Linked DNA regions of Homo sapiens: region 1 is linked to region 2. The links are chromatin loops, found by intact Hi-C in ENCODE. Cell type or tissue: CD4-positive, alpha-beta T cell. All regions are shown on one strand. Each heading gives the region's core, and the rest is flanking DNA. Links, peaks and the distances in the headings are about the cores only. Region 1 overlaps RAB3C (RAB3C, member RAS oncogene family). Region 2 has its middle 120 kb from the start of LINC02225.

The links. Hi-C counts contacts between places; a loop is a spot of excess contacts. Peaks named below come from ENCODE experiments on the same cell type or tissue, not always from the same donor. Only the 100,000 strongest peaks of a DNase experiment are listed, where the experiment ranks them.
Region 1: a loop joins it to region 2, with 5 times the contacts of the local background. A loop is called at or near these places in 8 of 110 quality-filtered maps.

The regions. Positions count from the first base shown.
Region 1 is chr5:58,847,526-58,852,911 of GRCh38, reverse strand. RAB3C (RAB3C, member RAS oncogene family) reads right to left here. Exons shown (of 5, transcript NM_138453.4): 5 at 1-1,748. The coding sequence ends at 1,561. Among named protein-coding and RNA genes, the nearest start is that of PDE4D-AS1, 190 kb to the left of the region's middle. In CD4-positive, alpha-beta T cell, for the core only: a CTCF peak has its summit at 2,358; no DNase peak of the experiment used is centred there.
Region 2 is chr5:57,776,717-57,782,102 of GRCh38, reverse strand. No RefSeq gene overlaps it. Among named protein-coding and RNA genes, the nearest start is that of LINC02225, 120 kb to the left of the region's middle. In CD4-positive, alpha-beta T cell, for the core only: a CTCF peak has its summit at 2,532 (motif pointing left); a DNase peak (open chromatin) is centred at 2,512.

The sequences.
Region 1 (5,386 bases), core at 212-5,211, 1.1 Mb before region 2:
TGCATCCAATACTTTCATGGGAAGCCTCTCTATTTTTGAGAAGAGGAAAAAAATTCTTTGACATAACCACCAAAAAAGTAGAAAGTTCACTTAACGAAACTATCCTTCCAAATCTGCCAAATAATTCCTGCTTCCTTCCTAAATCCTAGCTTTAAATAATGCTGGACAGTGATACAGAGGCCAAATTTCCCTGTTGCTCTCTGTACAGCTGGTAGGATTTGTTGTTTTCTCTTTATTCATATAGGTCCTTTAGGAAGTTTGTGATACAAAATTAGAATGCTCCAGTGGTTTCCTCCCTCTTTTAAATTGCTATGGATCCTAAATATTTCTGAAATTGAAATACTACAGTTATAGAATGTTTCCTGTGTAACTTAAGCATTCACGTAATAGGAATATGCTTTAGAATTTATGAACATCTGGACTTAAAAAGATGATTAAAGATTAAAATTTTCCTTTTTCTCAACTGGGGACCCTTTGAAATCTGATTTAAATAGCATCTAAACAGGTAAAAGAACTTAGCTGAGGTTTGAGAAGATGGCCGTGTTTGGGGAGGCAAGTCTACATCCTACGGAAAGAGGAGCCCTAACAAGCTTCAACATAAGCTCTAGTCCAAGAGTTGGTGATGGTTCCAGAAAGTGATGGTGGTGGTGGTGTGCATTATGGGGGTTGGGGAAGGCAAGTCATTGAAAAATAAGGGGGCTTGGACCTTGGAATTCCATAGCTACTCATACCCTTCTTGGTTAAAATGCTTGTTGCATAACTGGCATTCAGTAGATATGTCTCAATCTGTTCAATGATGTTGAATATTCACAGAATTGGGAAGGATCAGTGGAAAAAGCAGTCCTGGGTAGATACTTGCTTATTTAAATGTGTAAACGAAGATTATTGTTAAATAGCCCCAGTCAGGTAATATTAATGACTTAGGAAAATTGCAAGGACCTTAAAAACAACATTTCAATTTCTTTATAGGCCAATGATCTCAGTTATTAATAACAGTGAAATAAAGACACAGTTCCCAACAGTAAACTGACCAGACTCGTGACAGCGTCCCTAATCATGAGAAAAACTTCCATTTGATTTTCAACTAAGAGTAAAGCAAATGAAGTCTTGTGACTTCTTCCTCTGCACGCATGCGGGCATGCGTGCACACACACACACACACACACACACACAAGCAATTCCTTGGTCATCATTCCTACAAGTGAATAGCATAATTTGAATCAATGGGACAAAAGCCAGTTGTAGTGAGATTATAGTCTGATGTCCCAGAAGTAGTCTGAGAACAAATTTGAAACAAAAAGAGCCTAGCAGACAAATAAATAACAAGTCACATGCAGGTACCAGATGTTTATAGATGGATAGTCCTTATAAATTTAAGATCACATATTTGCCACATATTAAACAGGAAAGCTCCCAAGAATTGAATGCGTACGAGCCATTGACATCAATTTATTCCTTCAAATAATTGTTAGGCAGTATAAATGAAGGCTAATAGACCATTTACAAATGCTGTTTGTTGGCAACCAGAGCCCCCTGGAGCTGCCTGTGTGCACGGGGACACTAGCAGGCACAGTTGGGCTGCGGTGGAGGAGGAGTTTCCTTGAGTCTCGTGTTCTGCTTTGCAGCAGTGATGGCAGGATCAGTCTCCAAACTCTCTGACATTTTGTCGCAGATGATATCCACAAGGCGCTCAAATGTCTGCTTGACATTAATGTTGTCCTTGGCACTTGTTTCAAAAAACTCAAACCCTGGAAGAAACACACAGAAACACATCTTGGTTATTTTGCATTTCTGAAATTAAATGGGACTTGATTATGGCTTTCAATAGTGATGAGGTGATGGTGAGACATCAGTGGGTGGTAGGTTTGGGGTAGGTAAGAGATTAGAGGTGGGCATGAGGTACCATTTAAGCAAATGCTACCATCTCTTACTCCATTAACCATGAACAAAAGAGTTATAAAGTGGAATTGGTGATGTTCACATTTTATTTTTCTCTGTTGATTCATTTGCATTATCAGCATGACTGAATAGATTAAAAATATTCTATTGCAAGAGTTAGTAATGACAACAGTAAGAATCCTCAATACCAAATCTATCTGTAAGAATCTTCAACACTAAATCTAGATTTTCCATCCCTTCCCTCAACCCCTAGCGCACCATGTAGACTCTTGCAATCTTTTCATGGCATTATTTGGCATCTTATTCTGTTTTTATTTCCAGATTCTACCAAAATTTTTAATTTCAATTTTTTAAATCAATTTAAAGCTCAGAAGGCTTGGTGTGCATATTCTGCTGTAAAAGGGAATACCAAGCTCCAATATAATCCAGCTCTAACTTTTCCATGTCTGCCCTGCTGCTGCCTAATGATCGGTCTGAGAGTGGGCTTCTAGTAAATTGTCAGTATCTAAAAGGACACAAGATGGCACTGAAGAGTCATAAGATTTACCTTAAACCTGCTTCAACCTCCTTCAGAAAATTTTTGAGTAGTGTTATTCCAACAGCCCTCCAGGGCTTTGTATACCTCTGCACCTATCAGCTGGGTGCTGATTTTTCCATAGCTTCTGTTATCTATCAGCAGGAATGTTTTTACCAACATCTGGGAAAGGGCACTTGGTAAATTTCAAATGAGCTGCCAGAGATTGTTAAGAAGTTACAAAATGCAGCAACAGTTTCACACTTTCACCTATGTGCCACTGTACCTGGGCAGAAGCAGCCTTAGTATGCTGCTCTGTACACAGTCTTATCACTCTATTGTTTGCATTCACATTCCACTGGCTGAGCTTGCCAGTCAGTTGCCATGACAACCTCCCCACTAGGCCAGCCAGAGATTGCTCTGGTCCATTCAGGGGACGTTGATTTAGGATGTGTTGGGCTGAACATAGAAAGGCTTTTCTAATCCATTCTGAATTTTACACCCTATAAATCCTTCTGGTTACATCTGGCCCTATCTCAGAGGAGCCGCATGGATTCAAAATGATGAAATCATGTGATTTCATCCCAGCTCCTGGGGCCAAAGGAAAAAGAACAGATTAATATTTTGCATCCATGTCAAAATCCCTCAAATAACCTAGAAATACTTATTTTCTTAAATAGTATTGAAGCTAGACAACAAAAGGCAAGTGTCGTGAGTTAAAATCTCCAACTTAGTCGTTATACTATTTGGTTCAATGACTACATCTGAGCTTGAATTTCACTAGCTACTCTCGTTAAAATCCACATGAATAACTGCAGGATTGGGGTTGAAGAACATCAGTAGAGTCAAGGTTCTATAAAATAGAGCTGGATATTTCAAACCATTGTGGCTTGTATTTTTCTTTCCTTTTGTCTCTCTGGACAATGCTTATATGGCTCTCTTATAGTCTACATTTTAAAAATCTGCAGATAAGGCCATCTGGTGTTAACAGAGCTCTCTTTTATAATGTTTGTGCAGTCTTTAGAGCTAGATCGTTCAACTTCCAGTAATTCAATCCAGATTTGGGGAAAGGCAAGCATGGATCTAAGCAAGATCCTTGTTGCTAAGATATCAGAACTATTGGCATGCTTGTGGTGATTTTCCCAGACCTAATGGGAGGATGCTTTATGTCATAAGATACCAAGAACCCACTGAAGAATTCAAGATCCCTGAATGAGCCTTTGAAGAAAAAACATCCAAGAATTTGGTACAAAGGTCTCATTTACAAGTTCAATTTTTTCATCTCTTTTGCTAACACTTCTTGTACTTATTAGTATGATTTGGGAAGTCACTGAGCTTGAACGGTATCATAAAAGATTTAGCCATTATGAAAAGATGATAATCCACACAAGGTTTTATCAAATGTGACTCCTTTACCCTGGGCATCTCAACACCCTATCATCATATTGGTATACAATTTGAGGTCAGTAAAATTATCTTTGATCTCAGAAGCCAACATGATCTCAGCTTCTCAACCTTAACTGGAACCCTAAGAATATGTGGCTATTAAAGAGACAATGTGCCAGAAATAATGGCACCTATTTATTCAGCATGCTGAGAAGGAGACATCATGATATGGTGAGAGATAGATTATCAGTCAAAAGATGTGGGATCTAGCCCCACTTAGCAACACTTCTAGCTTTGGGACCATGAACAAGTCACTTTAAAAAAAATCCTTAATTTCCTTATTTATGACATTTGCCTTACTTAACTTACAGGGTTATCATGAGGCTAAAATGAGAAAAGATAGGCATAAGTGCCAAGCAAACTAGAAAATGCTATGATAACAACAATAGCAATAATAAACTAACATTTGTTGAATGATTACTATATAATAGGTACTATTCAGAGCATTTTATACATTTTAACTCATTTTATCCATTAGTAGGTACCATTATTTTCTCCAATTTACTGATGAAATAGAGGCAGAAAATGGCTCCGTAATTTGCTCAAGTATTTCGTTGCTCAGCTAGTAAATGGCAAAGCTGGAACATGAACTACTAACTTGTACACTCTCCTGCTTCTCCAGATACACTGAAAAAGTAAGCTACCATTTTGTTTTGGCTAAATTGTAAGTCCTATGTTAATTAACAATCACAATATACCATAAACTTTCATCAAGTTAAATAATCAGAAAATAATTAACTAGATTTAACACTGCCAGTAAACCAAATGAAACAATCTTTCTTGGTGATTCCAAAAGTACTCTGATATCTTACACTGCTCAAGATTCATCAAGATGGTCATCATGACAGCTGTATTTCTATACAGAATTCTAGATTTATAGATATAAAAATTTATGGAGGCTGGGTGTGGTGGCTCATGCCTGTAATCCCAGCACTTTTGGAGGCTGAGGCAGGTGGATCACCGAGGTCAGGAGTTCGAGACCAGCCTGGCCAACATGGCGAAACCCTGCCTCTACTAAAAATACAAAAATTAGCCAGGCGTTGTGGCATGTGCCTGTAGTCCCAGCTACTCAGGAGGCTGAGCCAGGAGAATCGCTTGAACCTGAGATGTGGAGGTTGCAGTGAGCTGAGATCGCACCACTGGCACTCCAGCCTGGGTGACAGAGCGAGACTCCATCTCAAATAAATAAATAAATAAAGGTTCTGGAAATTAAAGTGCTTCTCATTGACCAGATATGCTGGGATCTCTTGTCATAAGTTTGTCATAAAATAAGATATTCAGGATCAAAATCAATATCATTAGTATTTTAGCATTTAGTAGTTTAGATTTGGGGTACAGGGATGTTTAGAAAATCAAGTGGGGCTTGATTTTCTATCCAAGCGAATCAGTCTTTTCATTCAATCACCTGTGTATGAGGATGCTCATGCCCTCAACTGTGTGTGCCCATGGGTGCTTAAAGCTCATGGCCTAAGTTATAACCACTAATGCAACCACTACAGCCTTTGTTCTTTCACTAACTCAGATTTT
Region 2 (5,386 bases), core at 231-5,230:
TGTAGTAACATCTCCTATTACAGAGAGAGAACCCCGCAGGGGACTAAATACCACCACTCACCCTATCCAACTCTCCTCTTCCATCATATCGCCTGTCATTGCTAAACCCAACTGAAAGCTGGAGGACAAGGGAATCCCTTGGTATAATCTATAGAGGCCAGGGCACAAAATAACATGGACAATGCACCCAGAGGTCAAAGAGAAGATATCCAGCACAGAGGGATTTGTTATGTGCTTACGGTTATGGTTTGAACTATATCCCTTCAAAAAGATACACTGAAGTCTTACTCCCCAGTACCTCAAGATGTGACCTTATTTGGAAATAGGGTCTTTACAGAAGTAATCATGTTAAAATGAGGTCATTATGGCAGGTCCTATCCAATGTGACTGTGTTTTTATAGAAAGTGGAAATTTTGACACAGAGACAGACATGCACAGAGGGAAGACCGTGTGAAGACACACAGGGAGAAGATGATAATAGGACTGGAGTGAGGCATTTGCAGGCCAGGGGATGCCAGGATTGCTGGCAAACACCAAGAGGCAGAAGAAGCCAGGAAGGATTCTCCCTAGAGCTATCAGAGAGACCTTGGCCCTCTTTGCACCTCGATTTCAGACTTCCAGCCTCTAGAACTATAAGAAAATGAATTATCTGTTGTTTTAAGCCATTTGGGTTTTGGTACACTGTTAAGGCAGTCTTAAGAGGCCAACACACTTGCTAAGATGCAACTGCCCTGACTGAGCAGCCTTAATTTCTCAGAGTGGGTTCTGGCTTCAAAATGGACCTTAGAGAAAATGATGTCCAAACCTTTTACTTTACAAATAAGAGAAATAAGACATAAGAGAGGCTTGCTTACAGTCACTCAACTGGTAACCAAGATCAAACCACTGAATCCCCAGAAAGCTTTCTGTCAGCTCTACATCGGCAAGAAGTCAGGGACACGATTCTCAACCTAGCAAAGCACATTGCACAACACTTTGCCACCCACCTAGCATATTATCCACGTTACAGGATTCTCCAGAATAGATGACGAGTGCCATCCTTTGCTGAACTCTCACATCTCTGTAGTACTAGCAGCTTTTAGAGGGGGCTCTCAGCTAACGGAAACAGCTCAGAAATAAAAATTTGTCTCTGTTCTTTCTTAGTGCTAAAGAAAATGTCGAATAACCCTGAGAAAGACCACCACTAACTCTCTAGGACAAAATGTTTTACTTCCTTGTGAATTGGCCATAAAAAGAGTTACCCAAACAATGCTCATTGATTGAAGATTGACTGCCCCACATATCTTGAAGAAATGATAAGAAACTACACAGTCAGCAGTTAAAAGTGTTAGAGAGAATGAGAGAGAGGGTAGACAAGTGCCACCCAGAAGTAAATAGATTTCCTATAGCACTGTGATCTTTCTTATCTAGAGGAAGGTTTTGTTTTTTTGTCAATCAATCCCAGCAGATCTTCTGAGGGCTGACCACACCCTGGACTGGGGAATGCTCGGGAAGGAATAGGGGAAGGAAGAGGGGAGAGGCGATTTCCTGATGGGTCAGGTGCTGGCAAGTGTCTGGACCCTGGGAAAGTCGTGGTGTAGGAATTCCTCTCCTTGGAGAGCAACCAGAGCAGCAGGAACAATGCTGGGAACCGCTGGTGGTGACTCTCAGGTCACGCCTTGAACAGTGCAGTCCATGGGCACCAGGCTAGGACACCGCACCTCCCAAACCCTGGGCAGCGCAGTGTATACTCCCCTCGTTCAGTCCGGCTGCCGACGTGGAGTGCTGTTCTCCTGGCTAGTTCTATTTAAGGGAGACAACTAGCTTCATACAAGATTAACGCATCAGGATAACTAAAAAGGCAAAGTCTGATTAAGACTTTCCTTTAGGTCCCAATAGTCCCAAACGGAGACTACCACTTTCTTGGCTCTTGACTGATTGTTCTCCCAAGGGAAAGGCATATTTTGACTCTCAAAGTGATCCCTTTATGTGCAGTTTCTAATTTGTCTGCAGAGATATAAATACTTTAGATGGCGTCTCTCCTTATAAAGCAACTCAAAAATTATATAACTGTGAATTAAAGGGCCATGTTTCCCTGCTTCTGTGTCCCCATGCCCTTTGAAGACAGTGTGCTGAGGAGGCACAGAGAGACCTTCTGCCTTGGCCAGAGCACCAGTGAAAGTAACACTCATTTAATGGAGGCTATAATAGCCTATTTCTACATCAGTTTTTCTTCTATTTAGAAAAGTTTCTTCTCTCACTATCAAAAGTAAACTATCTGTTAAGAAGTATTTAATTACTATAGGAGTTTCCTTCAGCTAGATCAGTGCAGAGAAAAGCCAAGATAAACCAAGATAAATCCATTTTAAAATGCCTTATTGAAAACCAGATTTCCTACTTCTTCAGAGACTAGCTGGAAAATAACCATTAGGATAATTTACTTGCCTTATTTTCTCTTTCATTCATATGTGAACAGGACACCTAGCTCTTCCTGAGCATTTTAGAAGCCTCCGTGGCCTTCAAATCTGGTGCATTGGTGACCTCTAGAGGACAGAATCTCATTCCAGACTCAATATTAAGGTTAAAGAATCCAGTGCTCTGGGGAGAATGTGAATACATTATCAATATTGCAGCTGCAAAATAGCTTTGGGCTCTCACAGGCACAAGAAGCTTCAAGAAATTATCTTCCTCCAGGTAAAATCTCCAAGGTGTCAAATGATGCATTTTCTTGTAAATGAGAGAAGTTTGTTGTTGATGGAAACTTTTAAAAGATGGATTATTTCCCCTAAGATGTAGCCCGTTTTTTGACAGATTCCCAACTGAATCTGAAACATTAGATTCCCAACTGAATGGGAAACATTAGAGGTTCGCTGAAGTGGATGTCTTTCGCCATCTTTTGCCTACTCCCCACCCCTCAGCATCCTGCCCAATTCTCAACACAAGTATTTGAGAATATCAGAAAAAGGATTCAAAGACTTATTCTGGAACCCCTCTACATTGTCAGGGCTTTGCATTTCTTGGTGTGAGTAAAGTAGCTTGCCATGCTTCACTACATTTTCCTTCACCAGCAGAGCTTTCAACATAGCTGAGAGGGGTTAGAGAGGGGTTAGAGAGGTCCCAGGGCCATAGAGGCTGAGTTAAGGCATGATTGTGCAATGGGCCTCTAATCTCCCATAGCATTTCCAAGAGGTCCTGGGAGAGAATTGCCTTTGCATTCATTCATAGACAGAGCCAAGAGCTTTGAATCGCTTTTACTCTCAGGTAGTAACACAGACTCCATGCTGCTTAATCCATGGAGACAGAAGTCAGACTTACAACTCAACCTGCAATGCAGGGCCATTTAGGACCAGGTCATGGCATCATTGAATAAACATTGTTTTTTAATGTAAAGCTGTTCTACATTCTGGGCACATTTCCTGGTATTTATTATATGTTATCTTTTATTTTCACAGCTGCCCTGCAAAGTGTGTGTTAATCTATTTATTTTACTGATAAGAAACTAAAAGAGCTCACTCAATCAGTGTTACACAACATATAACTAGAAATTTGCTTATATTCCTAAATGTGTGGTATTTCCATTATATCACAAGGTTTCTAACATCAAATGTTTGGGCAGAAAATGAGTGTTTCACCCATGGTTTACACTACTCACTTTACAAATAAAGAGATGGAGGAAAAGAAATAGCATGCCTGAGGCCACACACTTTAGTGGCAGAGTTAGAGTTAATAGCAAGTATTTTAATTTCCATGCCAGGGCTTGGGTCACTATACAAAGTGCATAATGATTTCCTTCTTGCCTTTGCAGGAGCTATAAAAGATGTCTATGAAAGTAGCATAAATACCAGAAAGTAATTCTCCTTTAACATTTCCTCTTCCATTTACCTGACTTTGGTTTTCCACATTAGGGAGCGCTTTCTGAGGAACCCAGGGAATCCTACAAGGCTCCCAACTCTAGCTCCAAGGCCTCCCTCACCATTTTCTCTTTTGTACCATTGTCCTTATTTATATCTATATGGGAAAGAAAATTAGTCTCTGCGGCGCACAAGCAAAAGCCCATTAACACAATGAGAAGAGCAGTAGGCCTTAACACTTAAGACTCAGAGATAGATTATAATAGACATTTGAAAACTAGACAGTTTTCTAGAATTAGACTTCTGTTTTGTCTAAGAATCTATTCATACGACCTCTGGAAAGACCCAGCAATTTCTCAGCAAGTCAGTTTCTGCTCCTAATATATTGTTTAAATTCTATAAAAAGATATTTCTACCTAGTTAAGGCTTACAAATAAATGATAAAACTGTTATATAGCTTAAATCAAACTATTCTACTGACAATTAAATGATGCAATAAGTACTCAAAACTCTACAATGCATTTGTTATACAAGAATGAATATTCAATTTTTGCTTCTATAACTTCTTTCTATGGCCCAATTCTTGATACATCCCCAAGTTAACACTTCTCAGAAATATGCTAGCTCTTTTGAAGCTTTTATCAGTGTAATGTTGTTAGCAGTTCTAGTGAAGATTTAAGTTAAGAGGCTAAAGCTGGTAGCCAAATGGTAGTTTGGGGATTATCTGGGAATTTCAAGGATCTCTGTTAGCACTGTCCCCATAGTATGGTTGATGACAGAGTTTTCAGTGACTCATCTTTGCAGTCAAATTAAGGGGTTTTGGGAACCACCCAGGTCTTCAAGGCCAGTTGTTAAAAAGTAACAAGCTTCCTACATTATTAGAAATCGGGGGCTTGTTATCTTGCCTAAGGAACTGGATAAACTGAATCTTACTCATTTGACATTTAGAAGTCATTATGGAGAATCAGAAAAACTCTCATGTTGGTTGGCTAGTAAGCTGGAGTTTTATTAAGCCTTGTAAAAGTATAAGACAAATAAACATAGAGTATGAAGGGTTGCCCAGTTGTAGGTCTATGATAGTATGAGAGAAGTAGAGTAGACGAGTCGAGAAGTGGAGTTAAAGATAGTATAGAGAGAAGAGAGTTAAAGAATTCTGATTTCTTTCTCTGAGTTTTAATGTCTGACCTGCCTTATTCCAATTTCAAGGTCAGCCAGCAGACTAGCACCACAAACACTAATTAGAAAAGCCCTGTTCAACATTCTCCTCTATCCTTTTGCCATAGTGGAGCAGTTAATAACAGAACTGCAGCAGGGCTCTCAGCTAGTAGTAAATTGAGAACATTTTCATGGGGATTGTGTGCTGCTCAATCTAGTTCTTAACCCAGGAAGGTTGGTTAGTATAACATTATGAAATGCTTTTCAAATGTCAGCTATTATTTCTGCAGTGATCTCTTACTGATGTATGTTTAGGGCTCAACAGACTGTTATCTAATTTCTCACCATTCCCCAAGTTCTGCCACAAACAAGCTGAGGCACATCGAAATCTCCCACACCAT